Linked DNA regions of Homo sapiens: regions 1, 2, 4 and 5 are each linked to region 3. The links are chromatin contacts, found by Hi-C or POLR2A ChIA-PET in ENCODE. All regions are on one chromosome and are shown on one strand. The core of a region is the stretch at or near the end of the contact, and the rest is flanking DNA. Distances in the headings are between cores, read along the strand shown.

What was found. A loop is a pair of places that touch in the nucleus more often than their neighbours do. ChIA-PET counts read pairs that join two places held with the same protein, here RNA polymerase II (POLR2A). Pooled maps may share reads with other maps.
Region 1: POLR2A ChIA-PET joins it to region 3 with 10 read pairs in H1. The contact joins the enhancer-like site here to the promoter of APPBP2 in region 3. POLR2A ChIA-PET finds 5 or more read pairs at or near these places in 2 of 52 experiments (H1 and OCI-LY7).
Region 2: a loop to region 3 is called in a map of transverse colon, with 6 times the contacts of the local background. The contact joins the promoter of LINC02875 here to the promoter of APPBP2 in region 3. A Hi-C loop is called at or near these places in 2 of 168 maps with a recorded cell type or tissue (ascending aorta and transverse colon) and 7 of 50 pooled maps.
Region 4: a loop to region 3 is called in a pooled map, with 6 times the contacts of the local background. The contact joins the promoter of RNFT1 here to the promoter of APPBP2 in region 3. A Hi-C loop is called at or near these places in 7 of 50 pooled maps. POLR2A ChIA-PET finds 5 or more read pairs at or near these places in 2 of 52 experiments (OCI-LY7 and naive thymus-derived CD8-positive, alpha-beta T cell).
Region 5: a map of naive thymus-derived CD4-positive, alpha-beta T cell shows a loop between it and region 3 (10-fold over the local background). The contact joins the promoter of BCAS3-AS1 here to the promoter of APPBP2 in region 3. A Hi-C loop is called at or near these places in 1 of 168 maps with a recorded cell type or tissue (naive thymus-derived CD4-positive, alpha-beta T cell) and 4 of 50 pooled maps. POLR2A ChIA-PET finds 5 or more read pairs at or near these places in 1 of 52 experiments (activated T-cell).

Annotation. Positions count from the first base shown.
Region 1 is chr17:59,827,831-59,830,530 of GRCh38, forward strand. The region is part of intron 10 of VMP1 (vacuole membrane protein 1); the gene reads left to right. Among named protein-coding and RNA genes, the nearest start is that of MIR21, 12 kb to the right of the region's middle. RefSeq lists an enhancer at 1,949-2,138. Within about 2 kb of position 1,326, at least 23 of the 41 ENCODE cell types and tissues checked have a DNase peak (open chromatin) inside an H3K27ac peak, as active enhancers do; they include OCI-LY7, where a contact is called at or near this core.
Region 2 is chr17:61,410,332-61,413,031 of GRCh38, forward strand. LINC02875 (long intergenic non-protein coding RNA 2875) reads left to right here and starts at 1,420. Exons shown (of 1, transcript NR_160788.1): 1 at 1,420-2,700. RefSeq lists an enhancer at 135-717 and silencers at 597-766, 2,287-2,346, 2,367-2,426.
Region 3 is chr17:60,524,926-60,527,625 of GRCh38, forward strand. It overlaps APPBP2 (amyloid beta precursor protein binding protein 2), which reads right to left and starts at 1,317. Exons shown (of 13, transcript NM_006380.5): 1 at 869-1,317. The coding sequence starts at 1,006. RefSeq lists enhancers at 228-936, 657-926 and a silencer at 1,007-1,146.
Region 4 is chr17:59,963,458-59,966,157 of GRCh38, forward strand. RNFT1 (ring finger protein, transmembrane 1) reads right to left here and starts at 1,283. Exons shown (of 9, transcript NM_016125.4): 1 at 1,151-1,283. The coding sequence starts at 1,206. RNFT1-DT (RNFT1 divergent transcript) reads left to right here and starts at 1,639. Exons shown (of 4, transcript NR_110815.1): 1 at 1,639-1,731. It also overlaps the pseudogene TBC1D3P1-DHX40P1. RefSeq lists a silencer at 1,224-1,353 and an enhancer at 1,384-1,653.
Region 5 is chr17:61,134,571-61,137,270 of GRCh38, forward strand. BCAS3-AS1 (BCAS3 antisense RNA 1) reads right to left here and starts at 1,442. Exons shown (of 6, transcript NR_186507.1): 1 at 1,297-1,442. The region is part of intron 22 of BCAS3 (BCAS3 microtubule associated cell migration factor); the gene reads left to right.

The DNA of each region.
Region 1 (2,700 bases), core at 76-2,575, 700 kb before region 3:
GGTTGAGGCAGGAAGATTGCTTGAGCCCGGGAGGTCAAGGCTGCAGTGAGTCGTGTTTGTGCCATTGCACTCTTGAGTGGGCAACAGAGCAAGATCCTGTTCCCAAAAAAAAGCTGCCACTGGGGCCAGGTGCAGTGCCACTCGCCTGTAGTTCCAGCTACTTGGGAGGCTGAGGCAAGAGACACAACCTCTTTAAAAAAAAAAAAAAAAGCTGCCACCAGTCTGTCATTTTCTATAAATGCAATCAGTTGATTTTTAACAGAGTTTTGTTTTGGCAACCAATCAGTTTTACCTAGTCCTTATAGACCACTCCTTTAGCTCTGGCCACATTCATCAGCACAAATGCCTGCTTTTCTCCTGCTGCTCAAGTCTGCCTTCTGAAATGAGGTTTTGTTCTCTAGAGCTTCTCTTTAATGTTAGCTTATTTCAAAGAGTAGCTGCTAATGATAAGGAAGTCTAACCTCCAATCTGATTCTTACAGAAAATAATGCTAAATCTCCAAAAGCTAGGGCAATTGCAGATTATTTTGTGATAAAATATGCTGTAAGGCAGTAGAAACAATGTACCTGATAAAATACACCTGGAGAAAGCATGGTCTTCCTTCTACACAGCCAGAAAGAAACCCATGGTGTCATGTGTTCATAATACCACTCTGCGTACAATGGACTAACTTAAGTACAAAAGAAGTTTTAATCATTTGAAAGGGCACAGATGTGAATGAAATTCAAGATGTTTTAATCCCAGATCCTGGGGTCAAATCACAACGAATTTTAGAAGGTGCCAGGGACTGTCAGTCCAAACTTGTATATATGAGAAAGCCCTAGATTTTCTAGTATAGTGTGTGATTTTCATCCTGAATTTATTTTATGTTGGGGTGCCATTCCAAGATCCTGGATGTAAAGAAACATGATTAGGGGGCTACCACATTTCAGATCCAAAGCAAGTAGAATACATCAGTTACCAGTTTTTTCTTATAGTATCAGCTTCAAAGATTCATATACTGAGCCAGGCACAGAGGCTTATGCCTGTAATCCCAGCATTTTGGGAGGTCAAGGCAGGCGGATCACTTAAGGTCAGGAGTTTGAGACCAGCCTGACCAACATGGTGAAACCCTGTCTCTACTAAAAATACAAAAACTAGCAGGGTGTAGTGGTGCCTACCTGTAATCCCAGCTACTCAGGGGGTTGAGGCAGGAGAATCGCTTGAAGCCGGGAGGTGAAGGTTGCAGTGAGCCGAGATTGCGCCACTGCACTCCATCGTGGGTGATAGAGCCAGACTCCGTCTCCAAAAACAAAACAAAACAAAACAAAAAGATTCATGTGTTCTATTCAGTTAAATGGTAAAGATAATAACACTTTCATTCCAGTCACACAGGATAACTAGATCCTTTTTTACTAGGTTAAATATGTGTTTATTTTCAGTTAGCACCTGTTCATTTACTTATTCTGGATTAATAAAGGGCTGAAAGGCTGTAGATATTAATGAGTCAGCATGATGGCCTTTGGCTTCTTCAGAAAGATTGCATGATAAACTCCCCCACCCTTTTCCGAGCAGTCTACCTTACTAGGAAAGGCAGTTTCATGTGGAGGGCAATCTGTCATTTTTGAATAAGGGCAAGAGTCTGAGGTCCATTCTGAGTCACTATGAATAGAGCTCTAGTATTGGTTGGTCCCCAGGGAAACTGGTGGTTAAATACTGTGAGAATCTTTATCAGACAGGAAATGACAACTCATTAAAATACTAGCCGTTAAGCCTGTTTAGATCACTGCCTAGGGGGTAGGAAGGAAAATTTAACTCTATAATGTTTGACTAAAATGTGCACATTTCTGAAGATGGAGAATTATTTACAAGACTGTTACCGAGAAAGGGAATTGCTAGGCTGTCTTGTTGCTGATCTTCTCCCACACCCTCTTTTCCTCTTTTGTACATATAACAGATCAGCTTGTAATGGGAGTAGGATAGGGAAGGGCTTTAATTTCATTCCTGAAAGTGTATCCTACTATTGCCTTAAATGTAAAATTCAGTCTCTTCAGCAGAAGAGGCGGTTGTTGGCTTCAGTTAGAACAGGATCATTTTCTATATAGGAGTCTACTCCTGTGCTCCTGGGCCAAATCTCAATTGATAGAACTCTCTGGGGTCAGAGGATAAATTTGATGTATTGATTTACATACAGTGGTCCTCATTCAATCAAGAAAATTCTAAAGATCCTGATATTCATTTAGAACATAATTAAATTTTATAACTCTGGGCACAGGTTTTCAGTCTCCTGAAGTTGGGCTATCCAGATTTGGTGGGGGCGGGGACAGGGGCTAGCTCTGTTGCCCAGGCTGGAGCAACATCTGCCTCCCAGGCCCAAGTGATCCTCCCACCTCCTGTCGCATGCCAGCATGCTCAGCCAATTTTTAAATTTTTTGTAGAGAGGAGGTCTCACTATATTGCCCAGGCTGGTCTTGAACTCATAGGCTCAAGTGATCCTCCCACCTTGGCCTCCCAAAGTGCTGGGATTACAGTGAGCCACCAAGCTGAGCACTCTTTTCTTTTTATAAGTACCCTGACCTGAATCTTCTCCTGAAAAATTTTTTTTTTCATTTATAAGCTTTCAGGGATCTGACTTATGACACCCTGAGATTCTTTAGACTTTGTGATTAATCATCAGAGGGAATACTAACCCAGCACAAACAATGAAATAAAGGTAAAAAA
Region 2 (2,700 bases), core at 170-2,669, 890 kb after region 3:
TAGCCCTGGGTCTGGTCGGTCACCGAGCACGCCACCTCCTTCCCAGTTCTCTCCTCTTTAAGCCTTGGGGACCCTGAACGCCCTGCCCCAACAGGCTGCCCACCTTGGGCACTGCACAGGGTGGGGCTTGGGGAGGGTGCTGGCTTCCAAAACACCAGGGACGTTGAGATGGAGGAACGGTGATGGTGAAGGTGGAATGGACAGTTGGGCCCCCAGACTCCCAGGACGCCTTTGTGGGCCGATACATTTGCAAGGAGCGAGAGAGAGAGAACCAGGCCCGCCTCTTCAGGATGGTGCTGCCCCCAGGCCACGCCGAATGCGGCTGGAGCAGGGAGGGGACTCAGCCAGTGCACGAGTGGGAGGTTGCAGTAGAACGTATCCCAACCCCAGAGGGTGGGTTCTGGCTTCCCTGCCTCAGACCTGCGGGCAGGTCCGGGAACCCGACAGGGACAGAGAAGCCCGTTTTCCAGCCTAAATAGAAGCTCGTGGGCAGCGCGTTTGCTGGAGGTCGCTTTGGGCTGAAACGCCTCTCATACTCCTAGAGGAGCGGCGCGTTTGCGTCCCGCGGCTTCTCACTTTCAGCAGGACATTAGGAGGGAGACGAGAGTCGGCTGCGCGCCCGCGGCGGCCTACGTACAGGGCTGCGGACACCAGGGGGCAGCACCGACTTAGGGTCGCGGGAGGGGTGCGGGTGCGGGCATGGGCGCGGGGGAGGCGGGTGCCTGCGAAGGCCGGGCGGGGCGGCCTAGTCGCGGCCGTTTTTAGGCCGCGTCGTTGCTGCAGCAACCCGGGTGGGGTGGGGTGGGACTCCAGGGCCTCGAGATCCCCCACACCACTTTCGCCGCCACCTCCCGCCGCACATGTCCCCTCCGAGTCGCCCACCCGGCGCTCCGCGGGGCCCCAGCTGGTAGCCTGAGTGCGACTGCGGGAACCCGCGGCCGGCGGCTGGGCCTTGTCCCAGACAAAGGCTAGGCCACTCCCATGTCCAATTAAGCCACCCTCCTCCCCGGCCTCCCAGCCCTCATTGTCCCCGGGGTCGCCAATTAGCCTAGGCGCCCGGCGTACCCGCCGCTCCGGTGCCGCAAGGCCTCCTTAACCCTTCAGGGCCTGGCCCGGGGTCCTTGGACGGCAGAGCCGCCGGCACACGCGTGGCAGGAGGGCCAGTGCTGGGACGATGGCGATACCTGCTGGCGGCCTAGCCTGTCGCCTCGGGCTCTCGCGTGTGGGGCGTGTGAGGTCTAAGAGGGAATTGTGCGTGTCGGTGTGGGGTGGCGCGTGCGATTCCCGGAGGAACTCGGAGATGGAGGGTGTGAGTGCAGGGGCTCCGAGAGACCCCTAGCGGCTAAGCCGCCCGGATCCCAAGGCCCAGGGGACCTCATTTCCTCTCGGGTTAATCGGAATCTTCCGAGCCCTCAAGCCCTTCCTCCTCCACTCCCCCGCCGCTGCTGTGGAGAACCGGAGCCACCGGTATGGCCTGGCCCTGCCCTCCCGAAGGCCGCAGCTCCCGGGCCCGCCTCCCCAGCTGACCGCGAACTCCTGCGTGGGGTGCTCCTGGGGCGGGAGGGGCGCGCTCAGCCTCGCTCTCCCCGGGACTCTCACGCTCAAGCGCCCCGGCTTGAGGCCGGGACCCCCTATTTCCCGGTTATGGGACGGCCCCTTGAGGGACAGCCTCTACGAGCCCTGGATTTATACCCCGAGCCTGCCTTCCTCCGCTCTGGGAAGGACCCAAAATCCAGTCCCGCTTCCTCCCCCTCCTTCGCTGTCCTTGGCCCCGAGGTGCGGAGCACCGGCGGTCAGGCGGGATCCCGCAGGAGGCCGAGCGCTCCCTGCTCGCAGGACAGGGCGGCAGCGGAGGGAGCCCCCGCCCTCTTGGGAGGAAGCCCGAGCTCCGGGTCTCCTGGGCACCCTCCCGGGAGCGCCTTCGGGGTGGAGGCTGGTTGCCGGGCGCTGAACGTGTCCGAGCACGCCCGGGGCGGTTTTGCACTTGGACTTCCTTTTGGGCTCTCCGGAGGCGCATATCTGTTCCTCCTATTGGATGGGGCCGGGGACCCCAAACCCACTCCGGAAGCACCGATTTCCAGCGCTGACGGCCGCGCCTGGTTTCCCAGCGAGTCCTCTTGGCAGCTCCCGCAGCTCCCCGCCGGGAGCACGAGTGGGAGCGAACCCAGAGCCCGCCCAGGCCTCGGGCCTCGGCAACTCCTCACAGGTCCACGAGATGGCGCTGCAGGCCAGGGCCCGGGCCGCGGCCTCACAGCCCGCCTCGGGCGAGAGCGGGAGATAGACTGCGGACCCCGGCAAGCGGGGCACGGAGGCACAGCCACCGACACAGGCAGAGCCGGGTCCGGAGCCCGGCACAGGCCGCCGAGGGACCGAGGGACTCCGGGGCTGCGGACACACTGAGCGGAGGGCTTGAGGCTCGGGGTGGGGCCTTCTCCCCTGCTGCCAGAACCGCCCGGCAGCGCCAGCTCGGCGACCTTCCAGGCTGCTGCAGACCCCAGCTTGTCCTCTTCTGCGCGCCCGCGGGGCTGGGCCCTCGCGTTCTCTCTGCGGGAAGTGAGCCGCCGGCCTCCGGCCTCCTGGGCCCCTCCGAAGGGGGCTGTGGCTGGCATCCGCAGCGCGCGGGGCGCACGGCCCTAGGAGCGCGGGGCCCACTCGACGGTGAGGACTTACGGGCGGGATAGGGGAAGGATCGGCGGGGAT
Region 3 (2,700 bases), core at 67-2,566:
AGGCTCTGAGTCCATAAAGTTCTCCACACTCTGAAAACACTGCAAAAATAGTCCACATCTAAGGACACTTACCCTTGAAACTCCTTGGAGAGTGGCTTGGGAGACTTGCTGTTCAGATTTTTGAGGGGGAGTGATTTAAGAATGCTGCAAGATTGCAACTTTCAAACACAGGAACATAATCTAAAGTGTTTTTTTCTTTCAGTAAAGATCTCTCCCTGTCCTCTTCAAACAGTTGATCAGCACTCCCATTTTCACAAAATCCCTAATTCAAGTATAGAGCCCCTCCTCTCCCACAAAAAAATCAAAGCTTTAAAGAATATGCAAATAAAACACACAGATTATTTCCAATAATCCCTAACTCCTTCCCAATTGGGAAAAGAAAGGAGAAACGAAGGAACACGAAGCAAAAACACCAAAACACTCGGGGAAGGAAGGCGGCGAGATGAGAAAGTAGGAATGGGTGGGGGGAGGAGCACGGAAAAAAGTCCAGCTGATGCTGACACTTAATTGGAAGGAGAGGATGGAAAATATCCTGAAGATACGGGCTAGAAGGAAAGGACTAGGTGGGACAGGGGCGCGATAGAGTAAGTCCACGCAAAAGGCCTACCCAAGAGGGCCACTGTGTAGAAGGGAACACCAACAGGGAGCAAGACTCCCCAAGATTACTTCAAGGCCCCAAAGCTTAAGAGACAGGGCATAGGGAGATGGGGTGCTTCTCCACTGGCAATGCAGACACCGCACCAGACGTTTCGGGAGGCAAGTCTGCCGGAAGGGGTGAGGGGTTAACTGCGGGGGTTCGCAGACGTGGAAGGGGGTGCGGCCCCCGGGGTTGCTGGAGGAGAGCAGAGAGGAGGCCCACGGCGCATACCTTGTAGTAAACATCAAACTGGATGTTCTCGGGCAAGGAGCGGATGTCTCGGCGGGAGCGGATGTAGTTGTCCACGACAGCGGAGATGGCGGTGTTATAGAGAGTCTCTGGGATCCACTCTAGTTCCACGGCCGCCATCTTCCTTCCCTCCTCCTCCGCCTCCTCCGCCTCCTCCTCCCGAAGGCCCCCACCTCCCTCCGTAGCGAACCCCTCTGCGGCCCCGGAGGATTCGGAGGGGCGGTGGCAGCCACGCGGGCGCACGGCAGAAGGCACGGCCGCCCTGCCTCCTCCGGGGGCAAACTGAGGGACGGCGGCAGCGGACGCAGGCCCGAGTAAAAAGTGGGACAGAAAACAGCGGCCAGCCAGGCCAAAAGCGTCACAATCCCGGTTCGAGAGGAACCCGGGTTCCGTCCCAGCGCTGATCTCTGCAGGGGCGGGGCTGCGTGTGCGGCGTCATGACGTAAGCGCACGCCGGCGCGCCGGAGGGGAGGAATGCGGCAGGCGGAAAACTTAGGAAGAGCTGGATGCCTCCCACGGAGAGCGTCCCTTCCAAGCGGCCCCGGAGTGGAGTGGAGTGGAGTGGATAGGGGTAGACTTTTCACACGGGGACAAATTATTACAGGATATCTGCGCCCCCTGTTCCGAGTCACTCGGGGCCATCGGTTACTTCAGCAGGTTCTCTGCATCACGGACCCTTTTGAGGCTCAGGTAAAAGTTTGGATCCTCTCCCCACAAACGAGCAAAATTATCTGTACATTGAAAATTATGCATTGAGAAAATTCACATTACTCTAGAAACCCTTAGACTGCAGTTCCTAACCCAAGTTAAGAACCCGCGGTCCAGGAACTAGGGGTAACGATAGAAGAGAGACTTGTTTTTCTTTGTATAACCATTTGCACCGTTGTAACTTTTTGACCATGTTTCTTTATCCAAATGAAATTTCCGAAAAAAGAAAACTCCTGCCCCAGAACTTCGTAGGAAAACTAGCTTGATTATGGAATTACAAATAATAGTAAGAGAAAAAAGGCTAAGTGGTGGCCGTGATAGGACTTAATGGTATTTCAATTCCCAGAGTTACAGTGGCGGCTTCAAGGGATTGTTGAATAATTGGGAGTACTTGTTTCAGCTTCTTTCCTTCCTCAGCCTGAACATCTGCTGTTTATGTAACTTAATTTCCTAAGTCTGCGATTTCAAGAATTTGATGCAACATCTTTCTGTTCTAGGAATTTACCATGGAAATTATTGGCCATAATTGTTGGTGACACTATCAAACTCATAGTCACTCTATAACGATGTAAGTCCAGAAAACAGCCATAATAATAATGTCCTGATTGATATTTAGAGCTAAAAGAAGTGGAAAGAGTTATTTCAATTTACCCTTCACCTGGTACTTCAGTGTTAAGTGGTTAAATAATTCCACAAAAAATAAACACTCTTAATCTTCTTCAGTCTATATAAATTCTTACTCTATACTGTGAACCTAGGAAAGCTGTGGATGGCCTCAAGATCAGATTGCCAGTTTAGCAAGTAAAAAACTACAAGGCTGGGCGCGGTGGCTCACACCTGTAATCTCAGCACTTGGGAGGCCGAGGCGGGTGGATCACGAGGTCAGGAGATCGAGACCATCCTGGCTAACACGGTGAAACCCCGTCTTTACTAAAAATACAAAAAATTAGCCCGTGGTGGCGGGCGCCTGTAGTCCCAGCTACTCGGGAGGCTGAGGCAGGAGAATGGCGTGAACCCGGGAGGCGGAGCTTGCAGTGAGCCAGGATCGCGCCACTGCACTCCAGCCTGGGCAACAGAGCGAGACTCCGTCTCAAAAAAAAGAAAAA
Region 4 (2,700 bases), core at 33-2,532, 560 kb before region 3:
GCCCTACACAAATGATCTTTTAGGGAACATTTGCACCAAAAAAAAAAAAGTTGAGCTGCAAATGCTTCCAGTTCTCTAATGGCAGAAGGCATCCGCAAAACAGTCATGAAGTATGGGTACCCAGCAGATGTTAATGAGCACCAGTCCTCACTGGGTACTCTGGTACATTTACTTTTCCCAAATGGTGCAGTTTCATCTCTGATGTAGATTCTACATCAAAGAAGTTTCATAAGGAAGAGTGAGCCAGTATTTTTTAATGGTTGGAAATGTTAGGAAAAAAAACAACATTAAATCTTAATGCCTTATTATCATCATAGGTAACTAATAATAAACACTGCACTTAGGTGACCTACAAATTAGATTTTCTGCTCAAGCAGCTTTCCCAAAGCTCATAAAGTTTCCAATAATTAATGGTGCCACCAATAATATTACCTCCCCGCGCAAAAGAATGTTACCTAAATACATTTAAAGCATAGATACTTTGGAGAGTCACCACGTAATTGCTAGGTAACTCTTTAGTCTGAATAAGCAGTTACACAGTCCGCCCAATAAAATGCCACCGTCGGTGGTGTGTGTATTACGGAGGGAGGGGTGTGAGGAAAGAGGACTCTAGCAGAGAAAGATCTCTCTAATAAATGATCCAGTGTGGACCTCCTAGAAACAGAAGAACAGAGTCGGAATCCCAGCTGACAAAACGCAGAGGCTATCCCACACTGCCGTGCTTTTCCCGTTTGTCTAGGAGGAGGCTAGAGTTAACGTCAGGGAATGTTCTGTGTCATTCTATTTCACTCCCAGGACTGAACAGTGGTGCAGTCACCGTGTCTGGCGGTTTGGGTTTCAGTGCTTTTCACTAAAGGCTTTCACCGAGGCCCCGACGCCACGGGTGTTATTTCGTCAAAACTGAAGAGCGACGTTGGACAGCAGGCTTTCAGTGTCTTTTCTATAAATAACATAGAACCCTCCCACTTTCCTTCATGCACAGACAAGAAAGAGGAGAAAAAAGGGAAGAAAATTCAACACAACTCTTCCGGAATCTCCGAGGGCAGAGTTCTCCACCCACGTCCGAGCCTCGAGTGCCTATTCTCCCCAGAGCCCCCTGCGCCGCGGCCCCTCGCCGCCTCCTCCTCTGCCCGCTTCCCCCAGGCCTAACCTCTCATGACCAGAAGCGGACGGAGGTGTCGGGAGCGACAGCAAGAACAGCGGCATACACCGCCTCCAGCCCTTCAGTCGGGGCCATCAACCGCAAACCCCGCAAGCTCTTCTCTCAGCCCGGCGGCAACGGCGGCGGCGCGCGCGCTCCCCGGACGTTCTCACGCGCGCGCGCGCGCCCTGCCCCGGCTCCACCTCCTAGCCCCGCCCCCGCACCGCGCCGAGTGGAGAGCTCACGGCTGCCGGGGTGTTTTGGCAGCGAGAACAAGCGAGCTGCGCCTGAGAACGGCCTTCAGGCCTGGCGCTAAATAATAAGTCGTTGTTATGTGTTATGTATTTATGTGGCATCCACCACACGCCTCCGAGATCCTGGGCGTTTTGAGGTTAAAAATGTTCAGGCTTGGAGAACCTACCCCTGGAGGAGTGTTAGGGTTTCCGGGCTCGGATGTCCGCGAGCTTGACGCCTGACCTAGTTGTGTCTGTCTGGGCGGTGACGTTTGGTCTGAGCTGACCTTTCCTCACAATCGTGAATTTGGGCTGTGAGGATCAGGCCTTGTCAGAACCCGAGATGAGAGGAGAGAGGTGCGGAGAGTCTGCGTGGGGTGGAAGTAGAAGTTAGAGTTGAAAAACCTGTCTTGCGTGGGGTATAGAGGACCCTACTGCCCTCAAAATAATTATGTTAATCTAAAACTGTTCTAAAATTAAAAGGTTATTAAGAAAACGAAGTTTAGGTCGGGCGCAGTGGCTCACACCTGTAATCCCAGTATTTTGGGAGGCCGAGGCGGGCGGGTCACTTGAGCTCAGGAGGTAGAGACCAGCCTGGCCAACATGGTGAAACCCGTCTCTATTAAAACTACAAAAATTAGCCGGGGGCGTTGGCTCACACTTGTAATCCCCGCTACAGATACTCGGGAAGCTGAGGCATACGAGAATCACTTGAACCCGGGAGGTGGAGTTTGTAGTGAGCCAAGATCGTGCCACTGCACTCCAGCCTGGGCAACAGAGTGAGTGAGACTCGGTCTCAAAAAATAAATAAATAAAATAAATTCTGTTAATCTAAAACTGTTCTAAAATTAAAAGGTCATTAAGAAAACGAAGCTGAGGAGGGGAGTGGTAGCTCACACCTGTAATCCCAGCACTTTGGGAGGCCAAGGCGGGTGGATCACAAGGTCAAGAGATCGTGGCCACATCCTGGCCAATATGGTGAAACCCCGTCTCTACTAAAAATACAAAAATTAGCCGGGTGTGGTGGTGCGTGCCTGTAATCTCAGCTACTCGGGAAGCTGAGGCAGGAGAATCGCTTGAACCCGGGAGGCGGAGGTTGCAGTGAGCCGGGATTAGCCACTGCACTCCAGCCTGGCAACAGAGCGACACTCCGTCTAAAAAAAAAAAGGTTTAGGCCTGGCGTGGTGGCTCACCCCTGTAATCCCAGCGCTTTGGAAGGCCGAGGCGGGAGGATCACTTGAGGTCAGGAGTTTGAGACCAGCCTGGCCAACATGGCGAAACCCTGTCTCTACTAAAAATACAAAAATCACCCGGGCTTGGTGGCGG
Region 5 (2,700 bases), core at 192-2,691, 610 kb after region 3:
TTTTAAAGTCGAGAGAACTGTGTTATGGTGGGACATTTAGAGACAAACTGAAATGGTGATTGTAATGACATTTCAAGTTAATGATAGCTAGCATTGATGGAGCCTGTACTATATAATTATGTAATTATATTTACAAACACCTCATTTAACCTTCAAAACAATCCTTTTTGACATCAGTTTTTTGTTCCTAAGAAAAGTTAAGTAACATCTCCAAATCACAGAACTAGAATTATTCATGAAGAGTCAGCCACATCAAAGATCCAAAACACGGGTTTTAAGATTTCAAATGGTTAATACTCTACTTTTCTCTTAGATTGTTGTTTTGTTTTTTTTTGAAATAAAACATTTGTACAAGTCAGTAAAAGTGATATACAGTATTTCTTCAAAACTGGAATGTTATTAGAGTTCTTGCTTGAAAATAGTTCCAAATTAAACATATGAGGTTTCCAGTAGTTTGAAGACTTTAGAATCCGACTTGAGATCAAATCGGAACTGAGACAGTGAGGTCACCTAAACTGCGACGTGTGAAGTGCCCTGTTTCATGCTTCTTATAATGACATGATAAGGCCATTAGTATTATCTTTATTATAACAGATGATTATAAATGGTACAGACTTGGTTTCTTATTATCTGGTACTTTTTGTCACTTAGCCCTAATTTTCTTAATTCAAAGACATATTCTGTTAGTACTAGGGAGCAAGTTTAAGACTGACTTTGCCACACTAATCAAATTACATCAGTGTCAAGTGCTCACTAATTAACACAAAATTTATATCTGCATTAGGTAAATGTCATTTCACCACAGTGGCCTGAAATAAGCTTTTTATTCCTTTGAATTAGCATACCATTTCATTGTAAGTATTACAAACAAGCTAATGACAAAATTTAGGCCCATGTGCATTTGTTATTTAGCTGGAAATAGCCAGAAGACAGTCAGTACTTCCAAAGATCTGTAGGAAAATGCCCTGCTTCATTTTTTAACTGATCAGCTAGCTGACTTGTCACCTTGAGGTCCTGTGTGTACATCATAGAAGGGCTTAGCAGACTACTGCCACCCCCTGTCTATATGCAGCCCACGGGCTAGAACAGTTCTCACATTTTTAAATGGGAGGAAAAACATCAAAAGAAGATTTTATGAAACCTGAAAATCACATGAAATTCACATGTCAGGCTCATAAATAAGTTTTAATGCAACAGAGTCATGTCTGTTCACTTATGTATTATCTATGGCTGCTCTCCCTATGATGGCAGAGTTGAGCAGCTGTAACAGAGACCGTGCGGCCTAAAGATACTTACTGTCGGGCTGGTTACAGAAAATGTTTTCCAAACAGAAGCTGTATTCCAAATTCTTTCCTAATGTGGCATACAAAGCCTTTAGGATCTGGCTCCTGTGTGCCTCTCCTGCCGCTGCTGCTGCTGCTGCTGCTCCTGTTTCCGCTTCTGCCATGGCCACCGCCACTGCCGCCGCCTCCTCCTTCTTCCCTGCACCCCTTCGCGCCTGCCTTCCCCGCGACCGGCAGCCTGAGCTCTAACAATTCTCAACTACTAGCACCTCTTAGACTCCAAAATGCTTTGCACCTATTTAAATGTTTTCCCGTGCTCTTCCCTCTACATAAAATCATTTCTTTCCATCCTGAGTACCCATGGCAAGCTCCTATCTTCCAATATTTTTACTTAAGCATCCCCTCTTCTTCTCTGCACCTGGAGCATCTTGGACATAGCTTTGTTTCCACCTTGCATTCACCCACTAGACAGTAAGCTTTTTCAAGACAGATACTGTCTCTTCTTCATCTCTATATCTGTAGAACAGGGTTTCTCAGCGTAAGTACTGAAGGTATTTTGGACTGGACAATTCTTTGTGTGCAGCTGTTTTATGCATCATATAGGATGTTTAGCAGAACCCCTGGCCTCTACCCGTTAGATAGCAGCACGCCCCCTTCCCTCAGATGCCTCCAAATATTGCCAAATGTCCCCTTGTGGACAAAATTGTCCCATTTATTTATTGAGAGACGGAGGCTGGATGTTGTCGCCCAGGCTGGAGTGCAGTAGCGCGATCTCAGCTCACTGCAACCTCTGCCTCCCAGGTTCAAGCAATTCTTATACCTCAGCCTCCTGAGTAGCTGGGATTACAGGTGTGTGCCACCACACGCAGCTAATTTTGCATTTTTAGTAGAGATGGGGTTTTGCCATGTTGCCCAGGCTGGTCTCAAATTCCTGGCCTCAAGTGATCCACCCACCTCGGCCTCCCAAAGTCCTGAGATTACAGGTGTGAGCCACTGTGCTCAGCCAATTGTCCCCATTTAAGAACCACTACCCTGGAAACCAGCAGTAACCAGACCCTGGTGGGTGCTGAGAAAATGTTGAATTATTCAGATAGTTGATTCACATTGAATTGTATACATCAAATGTAAGAATTATGAATTACATTTCAATAAAACTTTTTTAAAAAAAGTATTGGTTTACTATTAGTTATTATTAGTGGCATTATTATGAGGTGGTTTCCATTTGTTTTCCTCAGTGGCCACCAGTGCAACTGATTTTGTCATATACTGTACTCATTGATGCCAAATATATATATCTTATTTAATGCTGACTTCAAACCTGGGAAGTTGATTTGTTTATCTCTTCTTAACTTTTTGGAAATGCAGACACAAAAAGATTCAGCAAATTGCTTAAAATCGAGGTAACTAGCAAGCATAT